Regions from separate parts of the Homo sapiens genome. Here region 2 is linked to region 1. A link is a contact called in ENCODE Hi-C data. All regions are on one chromosome and are shown on one strand. The core of a region is the stretch at or near the end of the contact, and the rest is flanking DNA. Distances in the headings are between cores, read along the strand shown.

What was found. Hi-C counts contacts between places; a loop is a spot of excess contacts on that map. Pooled maps may share reads with other maps.
Region 2: a loop to region 1 is called in a map of chondrocyte, with 4 times the contacts of the local background. The contact joins two enhancer-like sites. A Hi-C loop is called at or near these places in 9 of 168 maps with a recorded cell type or tissue (Calu3, HepG2, K562 and 4 more), 4 of 37 single-sample maps with no recorded cell type and 23 of 50 pooled maps.

Annotation. Positions count from the first base shown.
Region 1 is chr7:67,466,357-67,473,100 of GRCh38, forward strand. No RefSeq gene overlaps it. Among named protein-coding and RNA genes, the nearest start is that of LINC01372, 130 kb to the left of the region's middle. Within about 2 kb of position 4,160, at least 4 of the 41 ENCODE cell types and tissues checked have a DNase peak (open chromatin) inside an H3K27ac peak, as active enhancers do.
Region 2 is chr7:70,676,620-70,684,403 of GRCh38, forward strand. The region is part of intron 5 of AUTS2 (activator of transcription and developmental regulator AUTS2); the gene reads left to right. Among named protein-coding and RNA genes, the nearest start is that of GALNT17, 450 kb to the right of the region's middle. RefSeq lists enhancers at 4,098-5,023, 5,024-5,949. Within about 2 kb of position 5,477, at least 5 of the 41 ENCODE cell types and tissues checked have a DNase peak (open chromatin) inside an H3K27ac peak, as active enhancers do.

The DNA.
Region 1 (6,744 bases), core at 2,910-5,409:
CTCCCTCTTCCTCCCTTTTCCTTCCTTCATTCCTTCCTTCCTTCCTCCCTCTCTCCCCTCCCCCTCCCCTCCCTCCCTTTTTCCCTCCCTCCCTCCTTCTTCTCTCCTTCCTTCTTCCTTCCTTCCTCCCTCCCTCCTTCCCGCCTTCTTCCTTCCTTCCTTTTTCCCTCCTTCCCTTCTCCCTTCCTCCCTCCCTCCCTCCCTCCTTTCTTCCTTCCTTCTTCTCTCTGGTATTTGCATATGTTTTAACATAATTAAGCATATTATAAATCCAGCATGAAGAGTTATGGAAAGAAAGAAAAGAAAAAATTTCACATTCACAATCCCAGACTCTAATATACTCTTAAAATGTTTATATCTTTTTTTTCCTGTGCACACTTTTAGAATGGTGGCCATTTGAACTTAGATACTATATTGCAAGTATTTTGATTTTTTCACTTAATCTTTGTATTAATAATAATCTTTTGCATTTTCTTACACTCTTCTTATCTTTAGGTTTATTAGGCAGTGTGCTAAGAACTGGGAATCCCAAAGAGAGGAAGAGAGGAAAGCCCCAGTCCTCATGGAGCTGCCTACCTACTGGGGAATTGAACGAAGTTATAATATAGAGTCCCCATAAGAATTTACATTTCCCAGGTTTTCTCATTACCCTTGGTGCAAAGTCATGAAGCTGCATTCTACACCATTTATTGTTTTGGACCATATCCTACTCTTACTTGTTTTCTCTGATACTTGCCAGCCCTTGAGTTGTCTTTGTTGCTCTTGTCAGATTCTCTAGAGTCAACACATCTCTCAAGCTGAGGTCTCAGTCACTTTCCACTTGCCTGTTTTTCCTTTGTATCATAACAGGCTTTAAAAAAGGCTTTCTGCCTTACTTTGAAAGCTGTGTCTTTTTGCTTTCTTTATTCACTAATCCATCTCTCTCTCCTTCTCTTTTCTTTATTTTTTGAGACACAGTTTCAGTCTGTTGCCCAGGCTGAAGTGCAGTGGGGCGATCTCGGCTCACTGCAGCCTCCGCTTCCCAGGTTCAAATGATTCTAGTGCCTCAGCCTCCTGAGTAGCTGGGATTACAGGCACCCGGCACCATGCCCAGCTAATTTTTGTATTTTTAGTAGAGATGGGGTTTCACCATGTTGGCCAGGATGGTCTCAAATTCCTCGCCTCTAGTGATCTGCTCACCTTGGCCTCCCAAAGTGCTGGGATTACAGGCATAAGCCCAGCCTCCATCTCTCTTTTAGAACTCTGCTATGTAATAACAATTGTTTTAAATGTATTTTTATATAATGACATGAAGAAAAGTACAACATAGTTGTACATAAAATATTTAATCCCCTTTTGTTGGGCACTTAGATCGTGCCCCTTTTCCTCCATGATTTATAATGTGGTGGGGAACATCTTCCATGAATGCCATTGTCCTTTCCATTCACTGCATTCTCACCTTCCCTCCTTAAAACAGACATCCTCAATCCCTGAGCCACGGGTTGGTACTGATCCGTGGCCTGTTAGGAACTGGGTTGCGCAGCAGGAGATGAGCAGCAGGCAAGTGAGCAAAGCTTCATCTGTATTCACAGCTGCTTCCCATCACTCTCATTACTGCCTGAACTCCATCTCCTGTCAGATTAGTGGCAGCATTTGAGTCTCATCTGAGCATGAACCCTATTGTGAACTGCACATGTGCGAGGGATCTGGGTTGCATGCTGCTTATGAAAATCTAATGCCTGATGATCTGTTGCTGTCTCCCATCACCCCCAGATGGGACTCTCTAGTTGCAGGAAAACAAGCTCAGCACTCCCACTGATGATGGTGAGTTGTAGAATTATTTCATTATATATTACAATGTAATAATAATAGAAATAAAATGCACAATAAATGTAATGCAGTTGAGTCATCCCCAAACCACCCCCCCCTCCGCCCAACCACCCCACTGAATTGGTACTTGGGAAAATTGTCTTCCATGAAGCTGGTCCCTGGTGTCACAAAGGTTGGGGACTGCTGCCTTAAAACATTCTGCCTTTTAACTTCTTTGTGGCCAAATCCAATAGGCCTTTGTCCATGTTCATCTCACTTTACCTGTCTGCAGCGCTGAGCACTTTCTCCTTCTCAGCACACTTTTTCTTCTTGGCTTCTGTGGCGTGTTCTTACCTGGTTCAAGCTGAGCTATTTTTTCTCACTCTTCCACCACTTCCTCTCTAGCAGCTCCTTAGCATGGGTGCCCCCTTTTGCCTCCCTGCTCTCCAATCTCCTAACTGTGCATGTGTGCTTTGGGCAATCAGGTCCACTTTGATGCCTTAAACTGACATCCATTTGTTGATTCCGACTCTATATTTCTGACCTTGACCTGCAAGCTTATATAGTAGTGATATTGGTCTAAGTCATACTCATTTTAGGACCTGATCTTCAATGAGCCTAATTCAGCCACGTACTGTTCTAAGCACTTTCTATGTGTCATTTAACTTGATCCATGAACTCCTTTGTAGCACTTATTATTATTGTCGTTATTTAAGGAAAGTGGAGTCTCTTCGATGTCCTCACCTGAATGTTCTACAAATCAAGACCTATCACTTCTACTTCCTTCATATCTCCTGAGTTCTCCTTCTTCCCATCTCCATCTGCCCCATCTGTGGTTTGGACTCTAATACCTCTCTCCTTGACAACTGTAGCATCCCTCTCTCCCTTCCCTTTCCTTCCTTCCTTCCTTCCTTCCTTCCTTCCTTCCTTCCTTCCTTCCTTCCTCCCTCCCTCCCTCCCTCCCTCCCCCCTCCCCCCTCCGCCCTTTCCCCTTCCCTTTCCCTTCCCCTTCCCTCACTCTGTAGCCCAGGCTGGAGTACCATGGCACTATCTCAGCTCACTGTAACCTCTGGCTCCGGGGTTCAAGTGACTCTTCTGCCTCAGCCTCCTGAGTAGCTGGGACTACAGGCACGTGCCACCACGCACAGCTAATTTTTTTGTATTTTAGTAGAGATGGGGTTTCACCATGTCGTCCAAGGTGTTCTCAAACTCCTGAGCTCAGGAGTTTCACCCGCCTCAGCCTCCCAAAGTGCTGGGATTACAGGCATGAGCTGCTGTGCCTGGCCGGACAATTGTAGCATCTTTCTAACATCCTACAGTCCCAAACTCTTCTGCAAGTATCCTTATTGTACCAGATTGACCCTCCTAAAGTAAAATACCATCTGTCTGCCCAGCTTGGACCAAAACTTAGGATGAAAGCATTTTCCCCTTGTCTTCTGTCTCTTGTCTTCAGCACAGATTTGTGCACTGCCCTCACCAAATGCATTGCATATTTCCACTTAGTTTTGCCATCATCTTCCAGCCACCCTTCCTGGGGCTATATCTGCCATGAGGTAGGGTATGTGTGGCTCCTCCCTATGCCTCCTCCTTCCCTTTGGTGCAGGGCTCTGAGCATGCCTGGAGCAGACCTCTTCTTCTGGGGTCTGGACATGAGTGTTGCAGAGTGATTTACACTTGGGTGGGATTAAAACCATGCTGCATCTTTGCTCCCCGGGCCCTACTAATCAGTAAGCCAGTTTTCTGTTTTGTTTTGTTTTGTTTTTTTTGGAGACGGAGTCTCACTCTGTCGCCCAGGCTGGAGTGCAGTGGTGTGATCTCGCCTCACTTCAACCTCCACCTCCCGGGCTCAAGCGATTCTCCTGCCTCAGCCTCCCAAGTAGCTGAGATTACAGGCATGCAGCACCATGCCCAGCTAATTTTTGTACTTTTAGTAGAGACGGGGTTTCACCCTGTGGGCCAGGCTGGTCTCGAACTCCTGACCTCCAGTGATCCGCCTGCATTGACCTCCCAAAGTGCTGGGATTACAGGCGTGAGCCACCTTGCCCGACCGTAAGTCCAGTTTTGAGAAGGACATCCCGTGTATTTTGCAGAAAAAACTAGAGTGGGCTGATGTGCACACAGCCAGCTGAAGCTCGTCCAGCCCTTGGACCCAGAACTCATAATCTGGGCCAAGACATGGTGTTCACATTCCTTGAATGCTGGTCAGTTACCATGCCCCACAATCCTTGCTCAGGGTCGGGGAGGCAGCGGGGGACTCGCCTGGCCAGCCATTGCATTTCAGGAAAGGCAGACTCAGAGAATAAGCAGGGCAGGCCCCAGGCTTGACAGGAAGATTCTGGGGAGTAGAAAGACTTTGGGAAAGCATTCCTGGGTGTGATTAAAACAGCATGTTCCTTTGAAAACAGAAGAGAGCAGCCACTGTTCCCCGGTGTTTGCTCAGAGCCTGAGTGACCCAGGCAGTTTCTTTCCATTTGCTTGATGGGCTGTGATGACAGCACTTGCAGCCACTGAGCCGGCACAGGCTGGTTGTAAGTCACAGGGGTTGCCCATTCCAGGAGGAGAAAAGAGTTTCAAATTTCCACCAAGAAAGAATCTGTCAATGTCTTTCAGAAACCCCAGGCTGTGAGAAGTGTGGCCATGTGCTTTCCCCTCCAGCCAACCAGAGAAAGGCCAAAAGTAAAAGGACCTGATAAAATCACCCCATTGTCTTTTAGGAAGAAGTTTGTTTTAAGTAACACCCTTAAACTTGTTCAAATAAGTCTTTTTTTTTTTGTTTTTTGAGACGGAGTCTCGCTCTGTTGTCCAGGCTGGAGTGCAGTGGCACGATCTCGACTCACCGCAAGCTCCGCCTCCCAGGTTCACGCTATTCTCCTGCCTTAGCCTCCTGAGTAGCTGGGACTACAGGTGCCCGACACCATGCCTGGCTAATTTTTTGTATTTTTAGTAGAGACAGGGTTTCACCATGTTAGCCAGGATGGTCTCGATCTCCTGACCTTGTGATACGCCTGCCTTGGCCTCCTGAAGTGCTGGGATTACAGGCATGAGCCACTGTGCTCGGCCTTTTTTTTTTTTTTTTTGAATCTTGCTTTGTCGCCCAGGCTGGAATGCAGTGGCATAATCTCGGCTCACTGCAACCTCTGCCTCCTGGGTTCAAGTGATTCTCCTGCCTCAGCCTCTTGAGTAGCTGGGATTACAGGCGCTTGTCACCATGCCTGGCTCATTTTTGTATTTTTAGTAGAGATGGGGTTTTGCTATGTTGACCAGGCTGGTCTCGAACTTGTGACCTCAAGTGTTCCACTCGCTTTGGCCTCCCAAAGTGCTGGAATTACAGGCATGAGCCACTGCGCCCGGCTTCAGCTAAGTCTTTTAATCCTTGGACCATGCCAGTAATTTGTCTTAAAGAAATAATTAGAGGCTGGGGATGGTGGCTCACACGTGCAATCCCAGCACTTTGGTAGGCCAGGGTGGGTGGATTGCTTGAGCCCAAGAGTTCGAGGCCAGCCTGGGCAACACAGACAGACCTCGTCTCTGCAAAAAATAAAAAAATTGGCCAGGTGTGGCGTGTACCTGCACCTAGGTACTTGGGTGGCTGAGGTAGGAGGATCGCCTGAGCTAGTGAGCTGCAGTGAGCTATGATCATGCCACTGTACTCCAGCCTGGTTGACAGAGCAAGACCCTGTCTCAAAAACAAAAATTAGAAAAGATTACCCAAGATTTATACAGAAACATACTCGGCACAGGGTTTTATCATAGCAAGAACAACAAAACAGTATACACATGCACACATACAGACACAGAAACATATTAAATATACAATTATAGGGACAAACTTAATGTAAGTACACGCATGTTGAACTCTGCTTAGCCACTTAAAAAGCATATTTTCCAGGAAATATGAGAGACCTAGAAAAATGCTCATACTACAAAATTAAGCACATAAAACACATATATATATGAATAGAAGAAAAATAGAAATATTCTCAAATATCAATAATTTCTAAGAAACAGGATTACGAGTGGTTTTTAAAATGTTATTTGTTATACTTTTATGTACATTCAAACATTTTCAACACCATATGCTGAGGTTATAGTCTATTAAAAAAAGACATTAAAAAAGATATTTAGGCTGGGTGCCATGGCTCACGCCTGTAATTCCAGGACTTTGGGAGACCAAGGTTGGGGGATTGCTTGAGAATGGGCTCAGGAGTTTGAGACCAGCCTGGGCAACATGGCAAAAACCTGTCACTACAAAAAATACAAAAATTAACGGGGCATGGTGGCGCACACCTGTGGTACTAGCTACTCTGGAGGCTGAAACTGGGGGATTGCTTGAGCCTGCAAGGTTGAGGCTGCAGTGAGCTGTGATTGCGCCATTGCACTCCAGCCTGGGTGACAGAGACCTTGTCGCTAAAACAAAAAACAACAACAAAAAAAACCTTAAAACCTTAACAAGGTCAGTCTTTTCCTGGTGTGGAGTTCAGGAAATGAGATTCACCCCATGGGTCATGTGCACATGTTTGTTCTATTAGGAATGAAGGAACAAGAGGACCAGGGTTACTGGGCACAAGCAAATAATCACACAAGAAACTTGAGACATTATGACTGTCTTTGGATATCTGAAACGGAATCAGGGTTTGGGATGTCCCAAGGGCTAGGTCAGAGCTGCCCGAAAGAGATCAAAGGGGTCTTTTTTGTTTTGTTCTTTTCTTTTCTCTCTCTCTTTCTCTTTTTTTTTTTTTTTTTGAGGTTGAGTTTCACTCTGTCACCCAGGCTGGAGTGCAATGGCATGATCTCAGCTCACTGCAACCTTCACCTTCCAGGTTCAAGCAATTCTGCCTCAGCCTCCCGAGTAGCTGGGATTACAGGTGTGTGCCACCACACCCGGCTAATTTTTTGTAGTTTTAGTAGAGACAAGGTTTCACCTTGTTGGTCAGGCTGGTCTCGAACTCCTGACTT
Region 2 (7,784 bases), core at 4,227-6,726, 3.2 Mb after region 1:
TAATACCAGCACTTTGGGAAGCCAAGGCAGGTGGATCACTTGAGGTCAGGAGTTTGAGACCAGCCTGGGCAACATGGTGAAACCCCATCTCTACTAAAAATACAAAAATTAGCCAGGCGTGGTGGCATGCACCCATAATCCTAGCTACTCAGGAGGCTGAGGCAGAAGAATCACTTGAACCCAGGAGGTGGAGGTTGCAGTGAGCTGAGATTATGCCATTGCACTCCAGCCTGGGCGACAAGAGTGAGATTCCATCTCAAAAAAAAAAGTTCACCTTTCTGTTTCTTTCCAGTCCTTCTCTGTTACACTCTTCAAAAATCGTCTGTACATACTTGCCTCTATGTTCTTACAACTTTGTTTAGAACTTAACATTTAATATGTAACCTAGCTTCAACCCCATTTTCTAACAATTCTCCTGCTATTCACCAGAGACCTCCTAAATCAGCGATCCACCTGTCTTTTCTCAGTCCTTCTCCTCCAGCACCTCTAACACATCTGCCATTTTTGAGTTCTCCTCCTCCTGGAAATCCCTTCTTGTCATTCAACTCTGTCTGTGACTCCTTCCCCAGCGCAGTAAACGTGGACACTGTCCAGGTGTAGTCCTTGGTTGTGTTTTCTTTTCACGCCACGACATTCCCTCATCTCTTTGCAGAAGACATTTGCAACTTATCTGCAAATCCGAGCTCTCTTTCTGATGTTCCACTCCCAAATTTCTGACCGTGGCTAGGCTTTCCTCACGGTCTTCTAAATTCATCTCGTCCCAAGCAAAGTCTCTATATTCCCCTGAAAGCCTCCACATGCTTCTGTGTTCCTGATGTTAACCAGTTCCCCAGCCTTTACATCTTAGCATCGCCCTTTGTGTTGCATCACTGCCACACACTCGTGCGTTCCTTGAGGTTCTGCCTCCTAAGTGTGTTTTCTCACCTTAGCTTTGCCCCGTGTCTCCTGCCATTTTCCTCGAGTCACTTTTCCTTTTTTCTTTTTGTAGAGGCAGGGTCTTGCTTTGTCTCCCAGGCTGGTCTCGAACTTCTGGCTTCAAGTGATCCTCCTGCCTCGGCCTCCCAAGGTTCTGGGATTATAGGCATGAGCCACTGCAGCCCACCTCGGGTGACTTTTCTTAATGCTTCCCTGGATACCTATCAGGTTCTACCTTATAAAATTTTTATAATTTTAGTAGGTTCTGGCCAGGCGCGGTGGCTGACGCCTATAATCCCAGCACTTTGGGAGGCCGAGGCGGGTGGATCACAAGGTCAGGAGATCGAGACCGTCCTGGCTAACACCATGAAACCCCGTCTCTACTAAAAATACAAAAAATTAGCCAGGCGTGGTGGCGGGCCCTGTAGTCCCAGCTACTTGGGAGGCTGAGGCAGGAGAATGGCGTGAACCCGGGAGGCGGAGCTTGCAGTGAGCCGAGATGGTGCCACTGCACTCCAGCCTGGGCGACAGAGCGAGATTCTGCCTCAAAAAAAATTAATAAATAATAATAATAATAATTTTAGTAGGTTCTACCTTCCCCACGTGTAGTTGTCCTCTCTCCCTCCTAAATTATAAGTTTCCTAAGGGCAGATAACATGTTTTGTTCTTCTTTTTTTTGTACATAGTTCATACTTAGTAAAAGTATCCATACTGAATGAATGGCTCTTACTTATACTGTAAAGAAATAAGGCATACAGCGGAAGTGTGTATGCTTAATACACATACAATACACAAACTGTTGGATTTAAGGAAAGATTTTGATGACATGAAGAGGCTAACACTGCCGAACGTACTTCCAAATATTGCCTTGCCCCTCAACTCTCCTTGGAGTGGTACTGGGGGGAGCAAGACACATAAGCAACAATAATAACAAGAATCATAATAGATATATTTATTGAGCACTTACTTTGCAGTTGATGCTCTTCTAGCTAAGGTAATCTTCACAACCCTGGTCTTTTCAAGACACACTTTGAGAGACAGGTACAGTATGTTTTCCATTCTAGAGATAAAGAAACTGACAGAAAAATCAAATACTACTTTTTTTATTAGTTGGGTGAATGCTTAGTACCACCAAACAAACCTCTTTTTGCAATCCGTGCTAAAGCAAGTAAGTGCCTTAGGCTCACCACCAAAGCAGGCCTTCCTTTTTCCCTTAGTCTAAATTTTATTGTGGGTTGACCACGAAGCTCAGAGCAACTTCCAAGGGGCCCCTAGCTGAGCTTAGTCATCACCAGTCCTGAAGGCAACAGAAGGCAGAAGAGAGGCCCAAGTGTGTGCAGGACTTTTTAAATTCAAAGCTGTGGTTTTTCGAAGCACAGGGACCCTGTCCACTGGCAAACCTGGCCCAATCAGAGTCTTATATGCTAATACTCGGATTGGCAACCATGAGGAAAGCTGGGAGAGTTTCCTTTCCCTCACACAAACCCTAAATGAGTAGATGAATAAATAGACCCTGCATGGTATATGTAATCATATACCAAGCATAATGAGAGACAAAGGAAATGTGGCAAAATGTTATCAATGGAGGAAGTCAAGCAAAGAGTTTTTGGGTGTTATTCTCACCATCTATCATTATTTTTTCCTGTTAGAAATTTTTCAAAATACACACTTAGGCAAAACTTTAAAAGACATCTAAAACAAACAAAAATGAGTAACTGTAAAGGTAGGAGTCAACAATAAATACACGGGAAAGGAATCTGAAGCCAGGAACGTTGTGGCCCATCCAAGGGGGAAGTGCCCAGAGAGAAGGGAAGAGGTAGAACTGGAGACAGCTGGTGCTTCTTAGGGAGATGCTCAGCCTGCCCAAGAGGCTAATTTAAAACTAAATCTTATCCCTGGATCCCACAGCCCTTAATGTGACCCAAACTTTCCATTACCAAATTCTGGGGTTTTAAATCCTGATATTGTGTGCTTGAATCTGGAATCTGTCTCATCCATTAAAGATCTGACCTATTGAGGCCACATGTGTCTATGCAATAAGTTCTTTTCAAGCCAAACTTTCATGTTAAAAAAAAAAAAAAATCCTGAGAGGAAATACATGTGGTCCCTGTCCGCTTCTAGCCCACTTCAGGCTATTTATTGTTTTATTTGATTGTTGAGAAGTCAGAAATGACTAAATTGGTTCTCAATGTGGCCTGCACATTTCCTTGGCTAGGAATGGTCTGATTAAGGCAAAGCCCAACTTAGAATTTAGCAGTGTTCTGATCTGTGTGGGTTTGGGGGAAGGCATGTGTATTTTGTTCTTTCGTTCTGAAGTCCTTCCCTTGTGGATTTCAGACTAAAGTGGGTGTGATGACACATTTACCCTTTTGGTTTTGTTTTTAAAACACAAAGCTGACAAATGTGTTTAATGGCCCCGTAGTACCAACTGACAGCGGCACGGAGCCCAGGAGGCTCACTTGTACCTTGACTGTCTCAGTGAGGAAGCTGAATTTTACTCACCACTTAGAAGGATTAAATGCAGACCATAGCATACTTCTGACATTTCATTGGCTTATCAGGAAATTCCATGAGAGTGGGGAGGAGGGTGGAAGCAGAAGAGGTACATACATTGAATGGTATATCCTACTTAGAAATTATAAACTCTAAGAAAATATTAATAGAAGGAGGAAAATATTTATTTTTCAGCACAGAGACTATTCTCTGTTTATACATTAGGTACCAGATCATAAAGAATCACAGAGAGAGAGAGATTATTCATCCCAACTGGTGTGCATTTTAATGGTGAAGAAATAGTTACCTGACTTACCCAAAGTCATAACTAGTTGGGACTGGACCTGTTGTAAAATCCAGGGCTTCTGACCTTTCTAATCCAGTACAGTATTCATTCAGCACCTCATCTTCCCTGTCATGGTCTACAATAGCCCTGCAAACAGTCTTCTAAAACTCATCAGAGTTGGCTGCTCATGTGATCCGGTCCAGGTCGGTTCTCTAATCTGCCTACAGGTCAGTTCTTTGAAATCATTTCCATGCCTCCTCATGCACCCCCAAACTCAGCTGGTCATTTTGCAAATGCAGGTTGTCAGCTGTGAGTGAGCACTGGTAACAGAAAGAAAATCCATCACCACGAGTGCTGATGGAAAAACAACTGGGAACGTACTGCCTAGTAGAATGTTGTTTGTGGCCCGATCTTTGTATAAGAAGGAAAACATCATAAATTAAAAGAAAAGCTACCAGCCAACAACTGTATTTTTACCAGCCTCCTCTTCTTCCAGAAAACTCATTGCGAGGAAAATAAATAGCATTCTTTCCCAGCAGCACAACCGAAAGTCTTGTTAGTTATAGGCGAGTGGCTATTTGAAAGCCTGGCTACAATTTTCCTGTTTTACTAACACTTGTAATTAAATCCATCAACTCCCTCTAAGATTCTGTGTAAATACCAGATGCTCCCTACATTTTTTTCTCTCCTGGAGAATATGAAAAGTTGTACATTAGCAGTAGAGGAACTTCAAAGGAGGCACAGACCTGAGTGAAAGTGAAGTTCTGAAGATCCACACTCGCTTCCCTGTGAATTTCTTAGAGTGTTCCAGGGAGGGCAGCCCACCACACTTGGCCAGCACAGGCCCATCCCATCTCTCACCCGAGTGGCGGATGTTAAGTTGACATCCGTGCCCCAGTTCAGGAGCAGATGGCTCTGCGTGGGGCATGGTGGTTTGGGAGAATCCACCCGGGCCTGGCGGGAATCCTGTTGTTGAGGGAGGAGTAGGGCCCTGCCTCCCGCTCCCCGAGGGTTTGCAGCCCGCTTTTCATGTGCTATTGATGCTGCCCCCACCCGCTGTCACTTGGAGTCATTCAGTCAATCACATGGAGAATCAGAGGAGAGGCTTGGGATGGCTCTGGATAAATCCTCCCTCGCTACTGGGGGTGAGAAAATCCTCTTCAGAGCACATGCACTCCTCAGAGGGCATCAGTGTACATATATATATATATATTTTTTTTTTCTTCTGTATGCAAAGAAGAGTAACTTGTTCCCCCAAGGTGAAGGATTTCAGCGGTAGGCAAAGCAACACCACTACCACCCCAACCCGCCCACTTTGCTTTTCCAGAATTAAACGTAGTTGCCTAGAGCTGTCATGACCTACAGAGAAAGCTGAGGAAGTGTTAAGTGAATCATGAAAGCAAATCAACAGACCTGCTGGTATTTAAATTTTAGTGTATTCCAGTGTGGATTTCTTGGTATTTGTAATGCAAAAACTGGGAACGGGGGCTCCACCTCCTCTCCCAGCAGATCCAACCCTATGTTCCAACTTAGTCCCAGCATATTCGACCCCATGTTTTGTGTGAATTTACTTTAAAGTCTTTCACACTCCCGAGGCCGTCAGCAAAGCACTCATATCTTATGGGCAACCCCCAGCCCTCTTCGCTTATAAACTAACTGTCCGTGGCTTTGGGGTTGTTCCCTACCAGTTTTATTGGGCAGGTTGTTAGCTAAGGGATTCATTCTAGAACCAGAGGTTTGAGGCAGACCTCTAAGATCCTCTTGACTCTGAGTGTGTGGAGGAGAGTGAGGGAAAGGACAGAACCCATGGCCCGCGCCACCTCAGCTTCTTTCAGTTTCTATTTGAAACTGAAATCACAGAAGAGCTGTCAGATGGCAGCTGTGCATTTGGTGGAAATGAGAATTCCAGATTTTATGCTAATTCAGTTTCAGGTTCCTTTGAACCTGCAGTTTATGGGGCCGTGCTGAAAACTGCAATCTGTTTTGGATAAAAGAAGGGATTACTAAAGACTTTTTAGTTGTACAAACATTCCCAGCCTCCAAAAGGAAAGGGGGGAGACCAGATTTATTCTTTCATTAAAATTGTCATGTTAAGTTTTCTTCTGCTTTATCAAATAGAAAACTTTTCCTTATTTTGGCAATGATTTTTCTTATTTCAAGTTTTTTTGTTGTTGCCGTGATTTATTTTCATTTCAGTAGCACTCTTTCTCGAACTTCAAAGTCCTTGTCACTTCCTCCCAGAGGCAGGAACACAAAGGTGGTGCCCATGGATGTATCTCATCCTGGCATGTGCTCACCTTCTTCCATTCTCGCAGTGTTGATTGAGGCTGACCCAGATGGTTGTTTCACTTACCTATTATTGCTTTGTAACAAACCACGAATTTGGAGCCTGGAAATACAATGCTGCCATTAGGGCAGGGCTCTGCAGAGAAGCTTCCTCTCTGTTCCACATGGCATCTGCTAAGGCAAGTTCAGCTGGAGCTGGCGGAGCCACACCCAAGATGGCTTCTTCACGTGGCTGGCAAGTTGTCAGGGGCTGTTGGCTGGGAACTCAGCTAGCCCTGTGGTCCCAAGGCCTCAGCTTACTTCCATGTGGTACTGCTTGGGCATCCTTACTATATGGTAACTGTGTTACAAGCTTAAATAACCAGAAGCTGCTGGGCCCAAACTCTGAATCTCCAGCATATCACTTCCTCCTCATTCTATTCATCAAAACAGTCACACGTCAGTCACAAGGACATAAGTTTCACCTTCTAATGGGAGGCATGACATGCACATACAGAATTATTTGGGAGCCATATTTGGAGATGAGCAACCACAATGGTTAATGATATATTTTTTAGAATTTTGATTTTCAGGAGAATGTACCCACGCTCTGTTGTTAGCCATATGGGTTTCTATATTCTGTGAAATCCCAAACTGTTGGCAATTCGTGGAAAGGACTTTGCAGTTTAGTTTTATGTTTGAGATAATGTCTTCATTCTCTTCTGTTTTAGTTGGCAGAGATCTGGTCATTTATTTATTTACTCATTGATCTGACCACTGCGTATCAACCCATCTCTTACATGTGATGCATGAGAATACTGTACTAGATGTTAAGGGCAATGGTGGTGTGTAAGAGTACATCACAGTCCTGGTCCTTGAGTGATTGAATCTACAGACTGCTCTCCAAAGCAGTATCTTGTTCCCAGTGAGGATACGTGTGCCCCTAAAGGAATGGCAGTGTCCAGAGGTGAGCCGAGAAACAACTACATGTTATATATTGTCTTAGATCTATGTTTCCATTAGGAAGCATTCAAGAAAAGCTGTAGTTTGGAGCAGAAGAAGAAATTTCTGGTGTAATTCATTTGCAATACAGATCTGTAAATGGAAATTACATAGGACCAGAGAGGAGCTGGCGGGTCTTTGTAGGCACACAGGCTTGCCCTGACCCTATGTAACAGCGGCATATGATCATAATAACTGGCATTTCTGTAACAGTTAACCATCTACAAACTGTGCTAATTTGATTGATAAAGCCCCAGAGATGGAGGCTATTGGAATGGCCATAGTAGGGTTTCCCATTCCATTCTGATAGCATGGAAGAGACAGAGAGAAAAACTAAGGCCAGAGCAAGAGGGAAAATCAGAAACCTTGCTCAATAAGAATGCTTTCAGGAAATCGAAACTAAGGGAATTCTACGACATTCTAGCTCCTCAGCTACTACCCCAGCAAGTGTATGATTCCCCAAACCAGTAGAAGCAAATATTTTGTCCTCAGCCAACAAGAATTCCTGCAAGTCAATATTTGGACCATCAGGATGCTTAATAATAAGGCTAGGGAAAAAAAAAAAAAGCTTTGTTAGATCATTGTATATTAGCATAGATGCAGGAGTCAAATTTTCAGTACCCTAAAGATTATTAATACTTTCAGGTAACGTTTCCAGGAGGAGATAGCAAAGCCTTTGAGTAGAAGGATGGACTAACATGCGGTTGGCCACCATTCTCAGGATGTCAGTAATCTTTCAAACCACAAAACCTGGGAAGGTAAACTACTTGTATATCCCAGGAATAGTCACGTGACTTATAGACAGCCTTACCATGACCCTTCA